2 separate regions of the Homo sapiens genome follow, and region 1 is linked to region 2. The links are chromatin contacts, found by Hi-C in ENCODE. All regions are on one chromosome and are shown on one strand. Each heading gives the region's core, a stretch centred on a gene start or an enhancer-like site at or near the end of the contact. The rest is flanking DNA. Distances are from core to core; before and after follow the strand shown.

Region 1 (5,158 bases), core at 724-3,223, 55 kb after region 2:
AACGTTAGCAGCAGGCATCCAGTTGCATTCAGCTTTCCAAGCAAATATTTACAGAGCCCCTTCTGTGCAATTGGCACGGTTCTAGGTGTGGGAATGAAACAGACAAAAGCAAACAACAGGAATGCATATTCTGGGTGTGTATATCATGGGAGAGACAAACAATGAATAAATAAGCAAAATATATAGTGCGTTGGCTGATAAGAAGGACAATGAAGAAAGACAAAGCAGGGAGAGTGGAGAAGGCCTGGGGTGTGAGTGTGGGCTGCAGTTTCCCTTCCCAGTCAGGAAATGCCTTACTACAGAGGTGATTTTGGAGTGAACCATGTGGATATCTGGGTGAGAGAATTCTAAGACCAGGGAATCGCATTTATAAAGACATAACCAGATTCTGCCCGGCGTGTTAGTGTGGTTGAGCTGAGTGGGCAAGGCAGGTGTAGAAGATGTGATCTAAGAGGTATGAAGTGCCACACTGCATCATACCGGCCTGGACACCCTGATTTGGAAGCCACTGGAGACTTTTGAGAAGTGACGTGATCAGAGGGATCCTGGTGATCAGTGTGGTAGCAGTGGAGATTGTGAGACATGGTCAGATTCTGGATCTATTCTGAAACTAGAACTACCAAGATTTGCTGATATATGGGATTTGGGGTTTGAGGAAAACAAGGAAGTCTAGGATTATTCTAAAGCCGGGGTAACTGGAGGGATGGAATTCCAAGAACCAAGGCCAGGAAGACTGAGGAAAGGGCAGGTTTCAGTGGAGGTATCAGGGAAGGGACCAGAGTTTAGATTTAAATGTGTTCATTCTGGGGTGCTTAATAGGCATCCAATTTTTTTCATACTCTCAAGGATGAACCAAATTAGTAAAAACAGCCAATTTACTGCTAGGAATTACTAAAAAAAAAAAAGTGGCTGCATTACTTTCTAGAAAAAGAAAGCCTGAAATCTTACATATAAGGATTCTTTTTTTTTTTTTGTGCATCATGTGGTGCTGTTCCAGAACTGAACACCCTATGCCAGGTGCGGTCTTATTAAAGTTCTGGAAGAAAAGACTATCTGTTCTGAGACACAATGCCTCTACTTGTGGAACTAAAAATAGCTCAGCTCTCAGTCCCCAGGGCACGCAGTTCTCTAAGTGTCCATCCATTACATGGCCACATTAGTTTGACAAGTTTTCAAGGCTCACCTGTCCACTACTCACACATCTGGGTTTTATATTTTAATTTTAATATTTTGCATGGCTCCTTCTGCCTTTGTCACAAATGTGACTTTCTCTACTTCATCCTTCCCTCTCACAGATGCTATTGTTGGGTATGGCTGCCTGATATATTGTTGTCATTAATAAGAAAAACAGCATTTCCCAATTTAGTATCATCTGTAGAATTCATTAACGTGTTGTTTGCACTTTTATCCAGATATTTTAAAAGGATGTCAAATAATACGGATAATCATCTTACAATTAAAGTAAGGGAAAGGTTATCTTTTTTTTGGAGGAGAAAAAGGGACATGTTTTCTGTTGTTTCCAATAGCTCATTTGCTCAGCAAACAGACAAGAAAAAGGGAGCAGGGACAGATTTTTTTTATAAGAATGTCAATTCATTCGTGGGTTGGGGAGAATTGTCCAGAAGCTTAACTGACATTCCTCTTCCACATCATCCCACATATAATTTTGAAACAAAGACAAGCAGGAAACGCAGATTTCATAACCTGAAATCTCTTTAGCTTCATCAAATGCCAAAAAGCAACTGCAATGGCAGAATAAAATACACTAATGTGTTTTGACACAATAATCGTGCCTGTTTCTCTTTAATGAGCCAGGCTGGGGATTTCCAACTTATAGAGGCAGAGAAAGGCTGTCAAACCAGCAGATGTGCCCCATACTTGCAAGGGGCATTTACTTAATGGGCCATCTGAATACTTGTCTACATGTCAGCGATGATGCAAACATGACATCTCTCAGCTTGAGAGTTGCTCTTGTGTGCAGACAACTTTGTGAAGTCATGGGATAGCACTTGGAAAGGAATTTTAAACTGGGAATACATTTCATAGCTCAGCTGCAAGACTGAAGACTGCAGGAAGGAATTCACTTTCAGCAACTATGTGAATTCATGGAGTAGGTCCATGCTATTTCAGTTCTGCACAGCTGGCCGACTGTGAAGCTTTATTTTTCTCTTCTTAGAGCTGAGTGACGTCTCTTTAATGGTTTTGGAATGACTGTTGCCAACTCTTTTTGATAATTTTTGTTTTGTTTCTCTCAACTGGGATATTTCTTCTCACCTGGGTGATTTCCCATCTTAAGAATTTTTCGGCTAATGTATGAGGGTTTTTTTTTTTTTTTTTCTTGATTGCCTGGAACAGACATCAACTTGTGTTAGCTCACTCACAAAATGAGGATCTAGTGTAAAGATGGAGAGATTGTGCAATGGAAGTGTAAGCAGAAATACAGCGAGGGCTCAGGAAATACTAGAATAGGCAACATGCTCTTCCTCTCTGCTTCTATCTGCACATCTGCTTTATTTCTTTGCCTCAGCAGACTCACCATCTCTGCTCCTCATCCCGCATGGTGGGGAAGGATGCCCACCCACAGCTCCCCAGGCCATCTGTTAGAGCTCCAACCACGTGGAATGACGGAATCCATTCTGTTCTCTATCTCTGCTCTAGTTTCAAATTCCTGGGGAAAAATGACCCAGCTCACTTCAGGCTCCCACTCTTGGTCCAGTGGGCTGCAAAATTTCCAAGCGTAGCTTCTGTCAGTTCCTTGCTTTGGGTTAGGTGAAAATGAAGGGAATAATTGTGAGCTGTTCAGATTCACCAAGAAATTATCTACTATTGTTGGGGGAGAATGCCCAGGGACAGATGCATTTGGGTAAGGGACAATAACAAGACACTAGAAAGGAAAATCCCAATTTTATTTTCCTACAGAGTCAGCATCCCACACATTTTCCTTCACAGAAACTGACAAATAATCCATGGGGGCAGCTTAGCAGATGGGTTGAAAAAAGCGACAGGCTCATCATCAGTTTTCAACACCTTGATACATCAGGCTTGGCCCTTGCTACCTCATGCATTATTTAAGCACAATGCATCTCCCTCTGATTGTGTCATGTGCTGGAGGAGAATGTGAAGTTCTGTCTGTCTTTAGCAAACATGTTTCAAGTACTGTCTGTCTGAAAACCAAATGGAAGAGGGTAAACCTGATGATCCACTTGATTTTAGTTTTAGGACCTGGATGCATAGGCAGATGTCAGTTTACAAGGATTCTGTGTACTTTAAGGAATGTTTTCTGAGCATGTCCAGTACAACAGACGCTCTGTTAGGTAGCTGTAGTTAGGATTTTTTGGTTGTAAGTATGTGAAGATTTAAATGTATCAGCTCACTTCTCAGAAAATCTGAGGCAGTGCTAGCCAAACCAAATGGTTCAAGCAAATGTCATCAGTATTTGGCCTCTTCCAGTCTTTTTACTCCTCTATCCTCTGTGTCTGCTTCACTTCTACACAAGCTTTCTCTATGTGGTGGCTCCAGATTTTATATCTTCTAGTAGATATTTTTTTAAAAAAAGAAAAGAAAAAGACTCCCCTTGCCCCCTCCCCCAGCTCCTTTCTCTTGTTCATTCCAGTGGAAGTCCAGGGTCTCCTTGCTAACATTGCTTGATTGGCTGTGATTGGGTCATGGACCCAGTTCTGAGACAATCACTGAGTCCAGGATGAGGTGTTGCTCTGATTGGCTAAGCTTGGATCTTGTGCCCAGTCCTGGAGTTGGAGTAGAGGCAGCTCAAACCTAACCACAGGGATGGGGCTTGCGGGTGGGGTGGTTCCCCAAAGGAAACCCAGGATACTGACACCCAAAGAAGGGGGAATAGAGGCTGTGAGGGCAGAACCCATAAATGTCTACTACCCAGGCTAAGGAAGGAGACACATACACTACTTACTCTCATAAAAACCTAATGATGGTAGGTGTTTCAAGTGAGATATTTGGAAAACACAGATGAAAAGCCATTAATTCTGAAAATCTAGACATCAGTGAGGGATTTTAGAAAATACAACATCTGTGATGGGCCTTGAAGGATAAGGGGGAGGCTGGAACAGGGCATTCTAGGCAGAGGGAGCAATGTTTAAATATACTCAGAGATTTCTAAGGGGGTGGCACATTCCGGAGAACGTTAGACCAGTGTGTATTGAGGACTTATAGGTTGATACAAATATGACATTTCTGACCTTTGAGGCCTGAAATGTTTCCCTGTCATTGATGTATATATGTATTTACTGAATATTCACATACATAAGCCTTCAGCTCTCAAATTATATGTAAGCATGGACACATTACATACAATGGTGCAATCAGCAGAGACTCTGAATTCATTCAGACCTGGTATGAATCCCAGCTCAGCCACCTACTGGCTGTATGACAACAGAGAAGTAATTTAAATATTTTAGCCTTCATGTTTTTATCTGTAGGAGGGTGACCTATCCACTGCATATTGTCTTTGTGAGAATTAACTGAGTTCACACACGGAAATTACCCAAAATGGTGCCTGGGATATAATAGACACTCACTAAATACCAGTTACTTTCTCTCTTCCCGCTCCTCCTTTGTATATAACCACACTGTTTCTAATAAGAGCATGAAATTGATTTGTTTTATTACACGCATAGTGACTACTTGTTGACCACAGCACTGGAAGCTCTGATTGGGCTGTGCGTAACTATTCTTTTCTGTGCCCAGCACCCTGGGAGGCTGGCCTTTTAGGATTGCAGTAACTGATTCCCATGCCCTCTACCTAACAGTAGGTTCAAAGAAATAGGAAGCCAGCAAGAGATGCAGGGAGGAAATAGATTCAATTTGGAGTTCATCTTCCAAAAATTCTCTTCCTGTAAACTTATCGGAGTTCTTGTCAGACAGCCTTCTCCACCCACCTCCCATTCTTTTCTTCACTCCCCTTCTCTCTCCTGATAACCACTTCCTTTCATTGTTCCTTAAGGCTTAGAAGCATACACAGCACCCTGACCATTACTAGCCTCACAGCATGGCACTATCCCTTGTGCTGTCCCTACCCCCTGCCCTCAACTTTGCTAATTACTCCTTTATTAATTTCTCCTCAAATTACCCAATTTGACTTTACCATTGTTTTCCTGTTGGGGCCCTGACTGGCCCTGACATTAAG
Region 2 (5,997 bases), core at 1,578-4,077:
ATTTGAAAGAGCTAGAGTTGTTTTGTATTCATCTGTACTATGATGTTTTTGAAACCAGGAGCATGATTTAATTTTTCCAGTAAAAAATTGCTTAATAAAAAAGACAATAAAAATAATCTGTAAGCCCGCTACTCAGAACATTTTTTAATATTTTGAAGTCTATCTTTGTAGACTTTGCTTTAACCTATATGTGACATATATTAGGTAATATAGTGCATCCATTTTGTGATTTATGCTTTTCCCAAATAAAAATCTCTCATGTAAACAAGTACTTCTATCATTTCACCTTTTTGTTTTGGACAAACTTTGTTGACCAAATGGTCACTTTTTGAAAAATGTGTCATACAACATGTAACTGTAGCATGTATGAAATATAGGAATGTGAAACAAAGCTAATAATGCGTATATCCTATGACCTAGCAATTTCATTTTTGAGCATCTTGTCATTGAGAAATATTTACATATGTGTCAAAAGAGTCACATTAAGGAAAGATAATGGCAATATTTGAGACTTGCAAAAGAGTTAAAGCTAAGTGTTCATTCAGAGAAAGATTGGTTAAATGAATTAATTAAATGAATAATTTATTAAAATAAGTGAACAAATAATAACATCCATAAATAATCCTATAGTTTCACTTTTTTTGTTTTGATAAACTTTATTGAGCATAAAATGCACAGACAGCAAAATGCACCCATTTTAAGTGAATAATGTTTAGACAAATACAGACAAATGTCTACAATATCATTTCTAATGGCTGCATAGAACTGCTTCTTACCAAGCAGTAATTTCTGTTTTCCTGGTCATAAAGACTAGTTTAGGGATGGGTCCATAAGCCAAGTCAGCCCAAACTGAGCCATTCCTGGAATTTCTGGTGAAAATACCATATTTGATTGCCAGTTCCAAAGAGATGGATGTTTAAGATGTTTCAAATGTTGTACTGTTATAAATAATGCTGAGATAATGAATATTTTTGTAGCCAAGTCATTGCACACATTTTTGAAAGAACTGTGGACTCTCCAGGGCCATTTTAAAGTAATTACTTTTACAAAAAATCATGTAACATGTAATTATGTTATTTTCTTAGTCCAAGTGCCTAGAAGGAGAAATTCTGGGTGGAAGAATAGAAAAGATCTATTGCTAAATTTCCCCTCAAGAAAGAATATGCCAATTTATACTCTCCCATGCTCCAAACCTCTACCTATTATTTTATCTCCTCTACTTATTATTATTGCCACTTTGGTAAGTACAATCACACATATATTTGAGCAAAGCTTACTGCTATTTGACCAAGTAGATACAAGAGTTTGGAATTCATTAAGAAACTATGACTTCACAGAAGGAAGGTGTGTTTTACAAAGCAGCTTCTTCCATTTGCAGGGTTGGTTCTCTCTCCCTCCTTAGGTAGGTGATGCTCCACTGTCATCTTCCCAGTGAGGCTTCCCTGCCCAGCCTAGTTACATCTGTATCCCTTGTACCTCTTTCTTTGCTTTATTTTTCTTCGTAACACATCCTGACTTAACGTTTTTCTGTTTTGTCTATTCTGTCTCCTTGTGCTAAAATATAAGCTTCATATGAGCATGACTTCATGCATTGTTTGACCCTTATATGTGTATCAAGCACAGAGTAGACCTCCAATCATTTGTTGGCTGAATGCAAAAATCATACTTTCGAGTTTATAGAGCACTTTTATCCATAACTTACCACTTGTTCATCACAACAACCCTGTGAGATGCAAAGAGCTAATTCCATCCCTAATCTCCCAATAAGGAGCTGGGTCTTCAAAGGATCAGGTGACTTGTCCAAGGTCATGCATACCTTTTCTGACTCCAAATGCAGCTTCCTTTTCATCTCCCATGGCACCTCTCTAAGCCTGCACACAGTTGCAGGCTTTTTATCAAGGGATGAGTCTGGATACCTAAATTCTAATGCTGGCTTGGCCACTAAAGTATATACGCAGCTTCAGTAAACATTCTCTCCAGGGGTATAAGTTTCCTCCTCTGTCAAATGAGGAGGCCAGACCAGATAGTCTAAGGTCTCTTCCAGCTTTACTACCCAATGACTCTAAAGGGAAATATCCATGACTGATCAGTGGAGGCCATTTCTGCCACATTTATTTTTTATTTTTCATTTTGAGATGTGGTCTTACTATGTTGCCCAGGCTGGTCTCAAACTCCTGGGCTCAAGTGATCCTCCTACCTCATCCTCCTAAGTAGCTAGGATCACAGGTGCACATCACTGCATCTGGCTCCTAATGCATTTAACTTCATGGACCCAAATTATCTCCAGTCTATCTTTGGCTCTAACAAAGGTCCCATGCAAGAAAGTGGGTCACCACTTACATGTTTGCTTATCACAGGAGGAGGCGTCAAAATGAAATACTAGCCAACCTGATGGCAGAATATTCTATTCTTAGAATGGGGAATCCCAAGCTTTTGTAAGTTAGAACATTCTGTCTTAAGTACTTTGAGTATATAAACACTCCTTCTAGTAGTGAAGATTCTTTTAGTCACAAGTGCCGGAAACCTGACTCTAACTAACTGAAGCAAAGATGGTAGTTTATTGGCTCACAATCCTGAAAAGTTCAGGGGGGATGTCAAGGTTCAGGTAAGGCTGGATCAGGGGCTCAGATTCCATTAGAACTCTGACTTTCTTTATCTCTCAACCCTGCATCCACCTATTTTGACTAAGTGGCTGCTGGTTACTCTTAACTTATATAGTATCCCCTTAGTTCACCTAATTTTTCCCAGTAGTTCCACCAAAAGTACCAAAAATTGTTCTGATGAGCCTGACGTGGGCCACAGGCCAATCCCTCTGAAATAGCCTCTCTAGCCAGGGAGATAGAACACACAGACTGGCGAGGCCTGAATCATGCACACACCTCTCGATCATAGTGCTAGGTCTTATCTTCTACAGACCATATGAACTGAGAGAGAGAAAGGAGTAAAGGAGTGATTTCCCATATGAAAACAAAGGTACTTACACCAGAAAAAAGGGGACGTGAACTGGGCAGGGAAAAAGAGCAAAAATTCACCGTGCTTTTGCCATTCTTTCTTCTCTTTCCTTCTACCCCTCCAAAGAGCTTTAGGAGGTGGTTTCTGTTATGACAGTGGTAGTGGTGGTTGCTATAGAATGAGAGCATTTTAAAATTCATTTGGTTGTGAGCTACTGGGGGACAGATGGGAATCCTTTACTCCCCATAAGGTCCCTGGAGATACCCAGGCCTGTTCAAATACCATAGCTAGTTATCACAGCATAAAGAAACAGCCAGAAATGCTTGCCCAGGAGCTACCCAGGTTTGCTGGAAATTCAACAGGATCAATGGACAAAAATGTGCCTCAACAAGATATTGGAGGGGTCAGATCGTTCGTTGACAGCCCTGATGTGTAGGCCCAAGGAATGATGCTGACCAGATCCTGCCAGCAATCTGGGAGCTGGAAGGCCTACCAAGTATAATCTGGAATCTTTTGAAGAGCCAATTATTCAGGGCCTGGAGATTTGACAGGAAGAAATTTCCTGTGTCCTTGTTTCCCCTTCAGAGAACAGAAAAGGACAAGCTTCTTGCTAACTACTCCATTTCCCTCCTCTCTACCCCAAATCCAAAGACAATTTTAATATTTTAGAAAATACTAAGAGAGAGGACTGCTTGTGAAAGAGGGAAGTAGTCATAGAAGATCGATTGACTGATTGACTAAACCTTCCCAGTTTCTTCATCCACACACGTGTGCACTCAACTGCCATAGGACATCATGCGTGCCTTGGGTCATCTGGGAGTGAAGAGATGACTTACTTAGTCCTTGTCCCCAAGATGCTCATGCTCTCTGGTTAAGGTCTTAATACATTAAATCTTAAGAAACTACAAAAATATAAAGTAGGGATTGACGCACTACAGCCCATGGACCAAATTCAGCTTACCATCTGTTTTTGTCGATAAAGTTCTAATAAAACACGAATATACTCATTCGCATAGGCTCTTGTACATTAATGGCAGAACTGAGTAGTTGCAAGGCAAAACCTAAAATATTTACTATCTGGATCTTTAGAGAAAGTTTTCCAATTCATGATACAGACCATAGTGCATATCCCAGAATAGGAAGATGGTGGTGGGATCTGAGGAGGTATCCCAGAGGAGGCAATACCAAAGCTGAGACACGAGGGATGCATGGGAATTAACCAAACAAGGCTGAGAAGTCAGGGGAGGCCAAGACAGAGGGGACTGCCTGTGCCAAAACAGGGAGATAAAAGAGAGTGCAGTAGGTCCTCGGAATTGCAGGAATGGCCAGACCGGAGATGTGGGCTGTGGCCACATTATGATTCTTCAAAAGTCAAGAGGATCCTTGAAAGTTTTAAGCAGAGGCAGGGCTGATCGAGTTTGCTTTCTTGAAAGTTCACTCTGCAGTGGAGTACAGTGAGCAAAGGATGGGTTGAAAGTGGACTGCTTCCTTTCCCTCCCATTTTCCCCTCCTCCACCTCTCAAAATATTTAGCCTCTTGGAATCAGGCCGGTGTAAGTGTCCAAAACTGCCTGACCTTGCCCTGGTGGCCTGGGGATACCCACATGACCTTGTGGCCCTCCAGTCTGCCATGGTCTTGTCCTTCCCCACTCAGGGCCACCTGGTCCTACGCATAATGTAGGAGCAGGGGGAGTGGGGGCTTAGGATCCAATTTCTCCACTTGACACTTGCAGCCCCTTCAGCCTCCAGACAGAAATTTGAGTGGCAGTAATGGGATAAACAGTTTAATTTAATAGTAACAGAAGAACTGGGCCCAGTGCAAGGAATCTCATTGCCCTTTTTCAAAGTGACTTTCCTTTCAATGCATGATGTAGCAGGGCCATTGGGGATGCAGAGAAATACAAGGGATTGATTTTGCCTGGCAAGGGGTCAGATTGTAAGAAGCGAGTTTAATAGTCATGCTATGAAAGGGACATGGAAAAGGATAGAGACAGATCACACCTGCAGTAGGTGAAGTTAAGGATGAGACAAAAGGGAAAAAATATATTTTGTATCTCTGAATGTGAACTACTGTATACCTTTACAAAATAATTAATAGCTATCCCCTATGTTCAATATCTTTGGGGCTTTATTTTTGCTTCTTTATTTAAAGGAACAAAACTTTCTTGCTAAAGGCATATTTTTGGTTCCTTCACTTATAAAGTTACTAAATGTAAAACTTGCTAAAATGTTTCCAACTTAAATTCATGAAAGTTACTTCACTTTTAACATTCTCATCTCCCCAGACAGGAACCTCAAAAGTTGGAGCTTTTAATAACAGGCAGGCTGTTGCAGCAAAGCCTGGTGCAGGCAGGTATGGAGCACTTTCCCATGCCTCCTTTGCCCTTCTTGGTCATAAGCCAGGCCTTCTATTCAGCTGAATAATAGACAGGGTTCTGATAATCCCTGTCAAGCGTTCAAGGATAACTAAGGTATTAGCCAATTGGATTTGAACCTTGTCTGGAAGATAGAAGTTGGTCCAACTTGCAAGAAATGGGCATTCAGAGTGGATGGAGGAAGCAAAGATTTCTCTACAATAAAGTTTCATAGACAGCTGTATACCAGGCTGACACTTGAGGCCAAACCTTGTTTTTCACAGTGCTGTTGGGAGTACCACTGCCCTATCAGAAGCTGAGAGAAGGGAGGTATATTAGGCCATTCTTGCACTGCCTTAAAGAAATACCTGAGGCTGGACAGTTTATAAAGAAAAGAGATTTAATTGGCTCACGGTTCTACAGGTTGTACAGGAAGCTTGGCACCAGCATCTGCTCTGCTTCTGGGGAAGCCTCAGGGAAATTTTACTCATGGTAGAAGGCAAAGCAGGAGCTTGCACTTCACATGGCAAAAGCAAGAGCAAGAGGGAGAAAGAGACAGTGTAGGGGAAGTGGGAGGGAGCCACACTTTACAACCAGATCTTCTGAGAACTCACTATCTCTAGGACAACATCAAGCCATGAGGGAACCACCCTCAAGACCCAAACCCCTCCCACCAGGCCCCACCTCCAACA

Evidence for each region. Hi-C counts contacts between places; a loop is a spot of excess contacts on that map. Pooled maps may share reads with other maps.
Region 1: a map of HCT116 shows a loop between it and region 2 (2.9-fold over the local background). The contact joins two enhancer-like sites. A Hi-C loop is called at or near these places in 3 of 168 maps with a recorded cell type or tissue (HCT116, endothelial cell of hepatic sinusoid and psoas muscle) and 1 of 50 pooled maps.

The regions. Positions count from the first base shown.
Region 1 is chr3:64,813,468-64,818,625 of GRCh38, forward strand. The region is part of intron 3 of ADAMTS9-AS2 (ADAMTS9 antisense RNA 2); the gene reads left to right. Among named protein-coding and RNA genes, the nearest start is that of ADAMTS9, 130 kb to the left of the region's middle. Within about 2 kb of position 1,974, at least 7 of the 41 ENCODE cell types and tissues checked have a DNase peak (open chromatin) inside an H3K27ac peak, as active enhancers do.
Region 2 is chr3:64,757,609-64,763,605 of GRCh38, forward strand. All of the region lies in intron 1 of ADAMTS9-AS2 (ADAMTS9 antisense RNA 2), which reads left to right. Among named protein-coding and RNA genes, the nearest start is that of ADAMTS9, 73 kb to the left of the region's middle. Within about 2 kb of position 2,828, at least 2 of the 41 ENCODE cell types and tissues checked have a DNase peak (open chromatin) inside an H3K27ac peak, as active enhancers do.